2 separate regions of the Mus musculus genome follow, and region 2 is linked to region 1. Evidence: chromatin loops called from intact Hi-C (ENCODE). Cell type or tissue: heart. All regions are shown on one strand. Each heading gives the region's core, and the rest is flanking DNA. Links, peaks and the distances in the headings are about the cores only.

What was found. A loop is a pair of places that touch in the nucleus more often than their neighbours do. Peaks named below come from ENCODE experiments on the same cell type or tissue, not always from the same donor. Only the 100,000 strongest peaks of a DNase experiment are listed, where the experiment ranks them.
Region 2: a loop joins it to region 1, with 10 times the contacts of the local background. A loop is called at or near these places in 16 of 42 quality-filtered maps.

Annotation. Positions count from the first base shown.
Region 1 is chr3:108,145,296-108,150,663 of GRCm38, reverse strand. Gnai3 (guanine nucleotide binding protein (G protein), alpha inhibiting 3) reads left to right here and starts at 4,512. Exons shown (of 9, transcript NM_010306.3): 1 at 4,512-4,776. The coding sequence starts at 4,659. Gpr61 (G protein-coupled receptor 61) reads left to right here. Exons shown (of 3, transcript NM_001305461.1): 2 at 1-912; 3 at 1,492-2,343. The coding sequence ends at 670. In heart, for the core only: CTCF peaks have their summits at 2,562 (motif pointing right) and 4,487; DNase peaks (open chromatin) are centred at 2,583 and 4,513; H3K4me3 peaks cover 1,447 bases; H3K27ac peaks cover 2,190 bases.
Region 2 is chr3:107,865,154-107,870,521 of GRCm38, reverse strand. It overlaps the pseudogene Gm5075. Among named protein-coding and RNA genes, the nearest start is that of Eps8l3, 9.4 kb to the left of the region's middle. In heart, for the core only: no CTCF peak of the experiment used is centred there; DNase peaks (open chromatin) are centred at 431, 2,149 and 3,251; H3K27ac peaks cover 303 bases; H3K27me3 peaks cover 848 bases.

The DNA.
Region 1 (5,368 bases), core at 114-5,113:
CTACTGCAGCATGTTTCGAGTGGCTCGCGTGGCTGCCATGCAACACGGGCCGCTGCCCACGTGGATGGAGACGCCCCGGCAACGCTCTGAGTCTCTCAGTAGCCGCTCTACTATGGTTACCAGCTCCGGGGCTCACCAGACCACCCCACACCGGACGTTTGGGGGTGGGAAGGCAGCAGTGGTCCTCCTGGCTGTAGGGGGACAGTTCTTGCTTTGTTGGTTGCCCTACTTCTCTTTCCATCTCTATGTTGCCCTGAGCGCACAGCCCATTTCAGCAGGACAGGTGGAGAACGTGGTAACCTGGATTGGCTACTTTTGCTTCACTTCCAACCCCTTTTTCTACGGATGTCTCAACCGTCAGATCCGGGGCGAGCTTAGCAAACAGTTTGTCTGCTTCTTCAAGGCAGCTCCAGAGGAGGAGCTGAGGCTGCCTAGTCGTGAGGGCTCCATTGAGGAGAATTTCCTGCAGTTCCTCCAGGGGACCTCTGAGAACTGGGTTTCTCGGCCCCTACCCAGTCCTAAGCGGGAGCCACCCCCTGTTGTTGACTTTCGAATCCCAGGCCAGATTGCTGAGGAGACCTCAGAGTTCCTGGAGCAGCAACTCACCAGCGACATCATCATGTCCGACAGCTACCTCCGTCCCGCCCCCTCACCAAGGCTGGAGTCATGACGGACACCAGGAGGGAAATAAAGCTTGGGACTGGTTTATGATTTCAAGGACTGCTTTTGCGGCTGGCTGGGGTCTGGGCTAGGGTCTCTGGACTTAGCTTTTGCTTGGTGTTTCCTGGGTCAGGCCCAGAATCGACAGGATGGACATGTGGCAAAAAGCCTTGGACTTGGCTGGGATCTTTGACTATTGGGGGAGGGAACCTGGGTATGGTGAGACGTTGATGAGAGAAAAGGGTGACAAAGGTGAGGGAAAGCCTTTCTTCCAGTGTACTCTTCAGGCCTCGGGAGACAGGGAAACTTCCTAAGGGTAGGCGGTGGAGCAGCAGGCTAGGAACAGTTAATCTGGGGACTGTTGAGGTTGACCTCTTTCCAGAGTAGTAGTCCAGACTAATGCTTACTCTGAGACAAGGTAAGAAAGCGGCCCACATCTTCTCATTTGCCATCTCGGCAAGTGTTTCATGAGTTAACAGATCCCTTCCTAAAGTTAATGTCTAGAGTGAGAAGACCTGTAGGGGTGAATTGGATTTGGCCAGCAGCAAGGAAAAATTGCAATCAGGGTAGTGGAGGAGAAGACAGAACAACTCTGCAACTCTCTCCTATTCTCTTTCCTGCACATATGAAATCAAGTGTGGGTCCTGACCTCAGCAGAGATGAGCAGGAGGCAGGATGCCCTTTCCCTCCTTGTCTTTTGAGTAACTAGGAATGACTCGGGGGTCAGAGAGCTGAGGGTGGGTGTTAGCCTTTGAATTGGTAACGTGGCTGGATACAGAAAGGCCAGGTAAATTACTCTGATCAATAATACTGCCAATCTTTTCTTTCCAGGACTGGCCTCCCCGATCTATCTCCTCATGGCAGTGACCCACTTCCAGCCCCCTGGACATTCGGGTACAAGAGACTCAGGTCGGGCAAGGGAAGGGTGGGGTTTCCATTGTCCATGAAATGTCTCCCTGTTCCCCATCATTGCTCTCAAAATTAGCTTCTGTGACAAAGACTTAAATCTGTCTCCTACCTGCAGCCCTAGGTTGGAGAGAGAGCAGAGAATTGGGCCTTGCTGCTTATTGATTAAGACTATAGGGGCTGTGTTGGTTAGTATCAGCAATGGTATTTTCAGCGGAAAGGGATTAATTGCAAGCTGGACAGGTTTCCCCTCTGGGTCCTGTTCATTCCATTTCCCTCAACTGAATACTAAAGGGTCAAGGTAGAACCAGAGGGGGATGTGGGCTATAGCTGAACAAATTTCTGGCTCACTCAACATGAAAGGGGGAAAGTGGGTTGGGGTGGAGTAGTTTCCCCTTTGAACAACCAATAAATTTTATGATAAAAAGTTATATTAATATCAACACTGACTCCTTCGGTTCTATTCAATGCATGAATAGCTGAACACCAACATCCCCCGGGGCATACACATATGATGTGCCACCTCTGCCTTCAAGGACTTCACAGGCTAACTCGACCAGATATTTGTATTTTTGTAGAGCATTTAGGTCTGATAAAGTTATACAGTAAGGAAAAATTATATCTATGGTTCTGACTTTTGAGAATATATTGAAGTTGATGCATAAGAGACTCCATGCAGATGCGGAAAGTGTGGGGAGTGTAAGCAAAACTCTCTAGGGAAGAAAATAATCTACTAAATAAAACTGGGCAAACAGCTTTTTCCCTCTTTGGCTTAGGTACATTTACAGGTTTCTGTCTTCCTATCATTGGTGTTCTTCTAGTCTGGAGCCTATTACACTGAGGAAATCCTTTAGAAAGTAACACACGGCAAATGGGAGTCCTTCCAACTTTAGAGCCCTTCCCTTTCTTTTGAGATAAAGCTCATGCTGAGAGGTCTCCTTCCTAGTACATCATAGGGAAAACTTTCACATACTATTACTCCACCAATCAGCTAGTAGGACCCAGAGACTGCCAGTAGGTGGCAGTGTGAGCCCAGCAGACAGGAAACGTAGACATGTAGGGTGAGAGAGGGATGTGAGAGAGAGAGAGAGAGAGAGAGAGAGAGAGAGAGAGAGAGAGAGTTAAATATTGCTTGGCAGCCATTTTGTTAAGTTTTCCTTTTTTAACTTTGCCCTTCAACCCTTGCTTCACATTAAAAGGAAGTTTTAAGAGCAAGGATATTTCTAAGTCATATTGAAATAAGCCGACACTGAGATCTTATTGCCATTAACTAGCAAGCTGCCATGTTTTCCCTGGCTGTAGGAACAGATCATAAAGGAAGTAAAACTTTCCTAGTATTGTGAAGAGAACTTTCTCCACAACTTTTGCTATGGCCACTGTCCAGGAATTTTCTAGTCACTGAGACGGACTGGTAAAGTTCAATATCCAATCCTTACCTCCTGGAGGCGGTTCCTGGACACAATCTCCCTTACAAGCCGAGGAAGCAACAGGGTGAGATGATCCATCCTGCCAGTTTTGCCAACATCTTGGTATCGAGGTGACTGCCATCCAAAAACCTTAGATGCTCTGTTGTCAGGGGTCTCCCAGCTATACCTTCTAGAGAGGTCTGGTAGAAAGAGGGCGTGAAGTTGAAACTAGACAGATGTACTTACTGTGTGGACGTGGGAAAGCGACTGAATTCCTCTGAGCCCATTTTCTCATTGGCGACAATGGGGATTAATATTACCTACCTCACAGGGTTGTTGTGAGGATTAAGAGATGAGACATGGAAGTGCCTACCTGGCAAAAAGGTACTCAATAATGTTGTGTTTCCCCCTTTCCTCTTGACCCTTTCCCCCCTAGAAGTGATCAGAAAGGAAAAGCAGTTTCTTTTGGAAATGAGTGGGAGACTTTCCAGACTTGGAATTGACAAGCATTATGGGTGACGTGGACGAGGTTAATCTAATTAGATGGTTCTAATTAATTAATTTTCACTATAGACCTTTCTCTTGGGAATTTGTAGCTTAAGTTACCTCCTACTAGAGAAATGTTTTAAATTCCAGGGAAATGTTTCAATGGCTGTAAAAAAATGCCCCTTCTTAAAACGGGTGTTGAGTCATTGTGGGTCTATTTAGTAGGGACTTTAGGATATTCTTCACAGAGCCAATATTCAGGAGATAGTAGAAAGACAACTTTTACCAAACTTCCCCCTTTCTGTGGCTATCACAGAGGAACTCTTGTTAGATTAGAGATTAGCTCGTTTATTTCTGGGTATGGAACTAAGTCCTCAGGTTTACCTGGAAGAAAGGGAAGCGTGGAAATATTATAAATGAATTACACCTAGTTTCATATTCTAATACTTACTACCTATTTTTCACTCTCTATTACTTGATGCGGTCGAGTGATCCTTTGCCAACATAGGAGTGCCAGGCATATGTACAGCTCACAGAAATCCATACGTTGTAGCAGAAGGACTAATATATACTTGGCATAATGGGTGTAGCCAGAGGAATGGGTGAACATCCAGGCTGGGCAGCTCAAGGATCAGACGGAGGGAACTTTGGCTGAAGTGCCCAACACGCGGCTCTGGACAGAGACCTGGGCTCCAAATCACAGATGAAAAGGAAAAAAGGTTTTTTTGTTTGTTTGTTTTCTGGAGAGGGAGGCTTTTCCCAACAGCAATTCCCAGAGGACTGTGAGCTCTCATTTGAGAATCTGATCCTCACCGCCAAACCTCCAGAGCACACCACGTGCTGGAAGTCCCGCTTTTTCTACACTTGGAATCCAAGTCCAGGAGCCGGAGAAGTAAAAGGGTATTAAGGCTGGGAGGTGCGGAGCGAAGGCTCGCCATCACTCCACGGGGACAGTCAGGTACCAGGGAACTTCCGCTCTCCGTACCACCTCCGCCTCCCACTGGCACAGCGCTCTAAGTAGTAACGGCCGCTGGGCGTCGCCGGAAGTGTCGTAAACAGCACACATCCGGTTCTTCCGGGAGCTAGGGGAGCTGACGGAGAAGGCCACCGCCCAGCAGAAGACCCGTCTCCGCCGGTGTGTGGCGATTCCCGCGGTGTGTGTGAGTGAGCCCGGGCCCGGTCCCCTCTCCCGCCGCCGCCATGGGCTGCACGTTGAGCGCCGAGGACAAGGCGGCGGTGGAGCGGAGCAAGATGATCGACCGCAACTTGCGGGAGGACGGGGAGAAAGCGGCCAAAGAAGTGAAGCTGCTGCTGCTCGGTGAGGGGCTGGGGGCGGAGCTGGAGCGCTGGAGCCGGAGAGCCCGGCCCCGGGAGCAGCCGGAGCTGATCGGGGTCTGGCCAAGGCCGGCAGAGAGGACCCCAAAGGGACAAGGAGGGGATGCCCAGCAATGGGGCGGGTACTGGGCTTGGCGACTGAGGCCCCGGAAGGCGTGGGGATTTCAGGTTGGAGAGGGTGTAACCCGGCTGGGATGGTACTTAGTAGAGTTGGGGAGTTTGGAGCCCCGAGACTGTGCTGGGAATCCGGGCACGGCTCTTAAAGGGAGGGACCGAAATTAGGGAGGGTTCACACTGGGCTGGAACGTGTTGAGGAGGATAGTGTATGGTGTCTGGTGGGGCCTGTCTAGGGTTTGTGTGAGTTTGATACTTGATGTCAGGATAAAGCTGGAAGGATTGAATGATTAAATAGCGAAGCTAGTACAGAGAGGGTCACATAAAGAACTTGCTCGCAAGTCTTTTTGTGCTGTTAGTGAGGTGGGTTGTCCAGGAACACCCAGGAGGCGGTTGAAATAAATGACAGGTTCTTAGGTATAAAAGAAAAGACCTTGGGTGCAGAGGCCACTAATACTTTT
Region 2 (5,368 bases), core at 183-5,182, 280 kb after region 1:
GGTGTAGAGCACCATTTTGCTTTTGCCAGTGTAGGAATACATCTTTTTCCTTGCTCCTGACTGTATGTCCTTTCTGGAGAATGGGTAAATAGAGTTAGGTTCAGAAATAAGTTCTTGGGAGCCACTGTTTAGGGCCAGGAAATAGGGTCAGGATCTCGGAGGCACCCCAGTTCCTAGTCCACTCCAGGTCCCTAAGTCTCTAAACCCTCAAGTCAGAAGCCATCGTTGAGAACTCACTCTCACCATGTGGATCATGGGGCGGCATGTCTGGGCCTCCCCTCCTTGTCCCAACAAACAACTCCCAAGGGGGCCTCTCCTGCTTCTCAGGGCTCCTTGTGCCAGCTCTCGCCTGCATAGGGGATGCTTGAGTTCAGCATTCCCTGGACTCCCTCACCCTGAGGGCCTTGGAGCTTAGTTGTCCTCAGAAGCCTGGACCTTGGACTGTGATTCAAGGCAGACATCTCAGGAGGCCTAGCAGAGGAGGTTGGTTAAAGGCCACTTCCGGGAAGAAAATGTTCTTGGTGATCCCTGGGTGGGAAAATGTCCATGAGGTGAAAAGGGGATTTCCATAAAAGGGCTAGCACTCAGTTTTGAAAATCTAAATAGAAAAAAAAAAAAGGCCACATGAATGTGAGTTTTATTCAGTGTCTGTTCTAAGACATGGGCCCATCTCAATGCTCCGCATCAGCCCTTTGAAATAGATTCAGAGAGTTTCGTCTCAGTTTACAAATGAACAAACAGAGGAGGTACAGACTTGTCCCAGTCCCATCCAGTGAACAGCTGGAGCACACTGAGACCCTAAGCAATGGGCCTGCTTGGGGACGAGTCCCTGGGAGAGGTAACAAGATTACCCCAAGATCTGTGAGAGGGGGGTTTGGTTTATTCTTTTCTGTATTTTCACCCTTTTCCAAAGGTATTTTTAGAAAATGCTTTCCTCCCATCCCACCCCACACAAAACAAATCAATTGTGTGTGTGTGTGTGTGTGTGTGTGTGTGTGTGTGTGTGTGTGTGTGTGTGTGCAGTCTCCACAGAGAAGCCTAGGTTTCCCAGGTTCTTTGGTTCCTTCACAGTTCCGATCTCATTTTTATGCAGAACAATATGTGCTCTGCAGCCCCAGCTGCTGCTGAAGCCCTCATTAAAAGAAACTGGCGCTCTAGAGCTGCGCTCAGTTGGAGCCTCCCCACTCCCACCCCACCCCACCCCAACCCTACCCTGACTGGCTTCAATTCTTCGAGTTTGAGGTTCATTGTGGTTGAAAGGGCTGATGTAGGTCACGCTCTGGAGCAGAAGAAAGGGACTTCACAAATCCTCCCCAAAGGTGACCTCAGAAGTTCTGCCTGCTGCTCCCGCTCTGTGGAGCAGATCCCCTCACCCTCTGAGCCTCTCCTCCAGGCGATCTCTCCCCAGCTCCCTCAGCAACCCAGCAAACAGGCAGGCTGCAATGCCCTGGAGCAGTCCTCACCGTCGTCCTCCCTGGGAGGCCTGGGTAAAGAGGCAAACTGCAGCTCCCCCTCATGAAGAGTCTGCCTCCCGTATGAGCAAGGAATTTTGGGTCTAGATTTTACCACTCCCCAGGGGTTTGGATGAGAATGTAGTGTCTCACCTCAAACTTTTCCTCAGAATTAACCAGAGCCGAGTTATGAGCTGAGCTCTGAAAAGTGCTCTGACCACTCAGTCTCCTGGATGCGTCTCCTGGGGTATTCTGGCACCACAGACATATGGTTGCTTGCTCTGTGATATTATGTTCTGAAATTCAACGGTGGTAGAGCAAGGAGCCCTGGCTGCCCAACTTGATTCTTAGTGGCTTCTGTATCTAAGTGGCGCCTGCAGACCGCCTTGCAGGGGCCCTCGGCCGTTCTCCTGTATAGGAGGCAGCCATGGCGCCCAGCCAGAATGGCATGATCCTGAAACCCCACTTCCACAAGGATTGGCAGCAGCGAGTGGACACTTGGTTCAACCAGCGGGTGCGCAAGATCCGCAGGCGCAAGGCCCGGCAGACGAAAGCGCGTCGCATCGCCCCTCGCCCCGCGTCTGGCCCCATCAGGCCCATCGTGAGGTGCCCTACAGTGAGATACCACACCAAGGTCCGGGCTGGCAGGGGCTTCAGCCTGGAGGAGCTCAGGGTGGCTGGCATCCACAAGAAAATGGCTCGCACCATCAGCATCTCTGTAGACCCGAGGAGGCGAAACACGTCCACGGAGTCACTGCAGGCCAACGTGCAGCGCCTGAAGGAGTACCGCTCCAAGCTCATCCTGTTCCCCAGGAAGCCTTCTGCTCCGAAGAAGGGAGACAGTTCTGCTGAAGAACTTAAGCTGACAGGACCCGTGATGCCCATCCGGAATGTGTACAAAAAGGAAAAGGCCAGAGTTATCACAGAAGAAGAGAAGAACTTTAAGGCTTTTGCCAGTCTCCGAATGGCCCGTACCCAATGCCCGACTCTTTGGCATCCGAGCAAAAAGGGCGAAGGGAGCTGCAGAGCAAGATGTTGAAAAGAAAAAATAATTCCATGTTGGAGAGTTGCAATAAATTTTCCATAAAGAAAAAAAAAAAAAAGAATAGGTATGATAAGCGTGGCTTGTGGCTGTTCCTTCATAGCCTGCTGTTATAGGCCTCAGAAAAGAACCCAGAACCCAGGCCATTGAAAGCCCTGCTCCATGAGCCCTGTGCAGGATTCCCAGACAAGGCCTGATGGAAGATAACAGCCGTGGAACACGTCTCTTAGGGTGTGCTTGGATCCAGAGCCCTGCAGGTCTCTGGGGTTTGTCACTCTTGAGGCTGACAATCCTAGGGCTTGAATGGGCAGCTGTGACACCCTGAGTGGAGCCCAGCTTCTGGCAGAGTCATGGCCTTGGGGACTCAAAGCAGATTGTGCTGGCCCATCAGTTTTTACTAAATGTGGCCATCTGGGCTCGAAAGCACCTTAGGGCGAGCACTGCTCTTCTCTTTCTGACTCCCTACAGCACTCTCTCAGATAGGGTGCTCACAGATAGCAAAGGTGGGCCCCTTTGAACTCTCAGAGCCTGTGTCCTCGTCTACAAAATGCTGACAGGCACAGCTACTATTTACAGAATATGTGACCTGTGGCCTAGCTAGGCTCTGTATTTAAACTTGTCACACACCTACACAGCGCTGGTCCTTTAAGGTACTTTAGACCCCAGGCAAGCCCTAACGCATAGAACCTTGGTTATTTGCAGAGATGTGCGAGCTCCCTCTGCTGGCTAGTAGGTGAATTGTAGCGAAGGAAGGCGAGGTGAAGGTAGAACCACTGGCTGTCAGCAGGAGGTGCCAGCTCACCCTGTTAATAGTACAGACGAGGAAACTAAGACCAAGGCCAGCCACCTCACTGAACGGCCTCTTTCAAGACTGCCTGTGTGGATCTGGGGTTTAGGAGCTCCCATATGCAGAGAGGGGAGCCATGCGGTTCAGTTTGAGCCTTCCCAAGCCCCATGCAGAGCCCATCCTACCCATCCCCTCTGGCACTGCCAGGTAGAGCTGCAGGAACCAGTAGCGTGGGGCACAGGTACAGGGAGGCTGCTAAGCTGTCCCTTCCTCCTGCTAGCAAGCTGGACTTTGAGGGAAGATCTGAGGGCTTTGTGGGGTCAGCAATGCTGGACTGTGGAGTCTGTCTGGAGAACATCACTCCTTGGAAGCAGACACTAGAGAGCTGGTGTCTCTCAGCCTATGTGCTGTTCAGGTACGGGTAGGAACTGCATCATCTTCTAAGGCCTGCTGGGATATGCTCCTGTGACTGGTAATGACACTGTTGTGTCTAGGACCAAGAGGACTTCAGAGGGGAATGCTATCAGGCTCAGAAGATTCTGGAAACTTTGTAAATTCCCCCTGTGTATCACTCATGGCAGCTACTCTTTCCTGAATATCCCTCGGCTTGGAGCTGTGATGTATTTGATAGACATTGTATTTTATTGTCAATGCCTGCTATAAGTATATAGGAGGTATATTAGGTGTATATCTCGAATCTGAGTCTTGAAGAATTAAAACAGCCATTCTCAACCCCCCCCCCCCCCGCGCCCTTGGAGGTCAAAGGACCCCTTCACAGGGGTCGCCTAAGACCACTGGAAACTAGGCACTTACATTACGATTCATAACTATAGCAAACTTGAGGAGGGGGGGGGGGCACCAGGGAGTGCGATGAAACTAAGTGTTCAAGGAGATAAACAGATTAAAGAAAAGCTGATGCAAATGTAATAAAGGGAGCGGTGACGCCAGGGAAAGACTCCACCCAGCTTAAGCTTCCAGCTTGGGAAAAGAAATTTTAAAAAAATTTAGGGCCAGGTGTTGTGGCACACACCTTTAATCCCAGCACTTGGGAGGGGGCAGGGGGGTCTGGAGAGAGTGTTCCAGGACAGCCAAGCTCAGTGAGTGAAGGAAACCACCCAAATCAGGAAGCTGATGGAAATATATTTGAACAAGGAGGCCATGTTCCAGTCCCAGCAAGCAGCAGAACTTGGCAGCTTCAGCCACATGGTTCTGGACTCTCCCTCCGAGACTGAGCCACTGAGTTCAGATGTGTACCAGGGATGTCCCTGCATGGAGACCCAGAGAAGCCTCTGCGTAAAGCTATGATGGTGAAGCCTGGATACCTTGGAGACGCCAAGATGTTGGAGATGCCAGAGTTGTGGATACCTGCCAAGGAGAGCTGCTAACAGGGAGTGGAACCAGCCCAAGCCAGAGAAGTGTGTTGCAGTCAACAAAGCTGAAAGGGTTTGGAGATCTGAAGAGCGAGCGCTTTGACATTAGACATGGAGATGCAGAGTTTAGAGTTTACCCAGCTGCTTTCCGTCTTGTTTTGGTCCAGGGTCTCCTCACTGTGCCCTCTTCCCTCCCCTTGGGAGTCGTAATGTGTATTCTGTGTACTGTACTTAATCTGCTCTAGCTTTGCCTTTATAGGAGATTACAGTTAAGAGATTGTCATGAGACTCAGAAGAGACTTTGGACTTTTAAACAGTATCGACTCTGTTCTAGACTGTGGCACCTGAGTGCATTTTTGCATTCTGATAGGGCTACTAGCCTTTGGGAGGTCGGGGAGTGCCCCTATATAGGTGTGGCCCTGTTGGAGAAAGCTTGTCACTAGGGGTGGGCTTTGAGCTTCCAAATGCTCAAGCCCGGCCTAGTCTCTCCCCTCCTCCCCCCTCCCTCCCTCCACTTCTCTCTGTGTGTATGTGTCTGTATTTCTCTGTGTTTCTGACTCTATCTGTGTGTGTGTGCATCTGTGTTGCTCTGTGTCTCTGTGTGCCTCTTTTTCTCTCTGTCTCTCTGTCTCTGTCTCTCTCCTCTCTGTGTCTGTATCTCTCTGTTTCTGACTCTGTATGTGTGTATCTGTCTGTCTCTGTTGCTCTATGTCTCTGT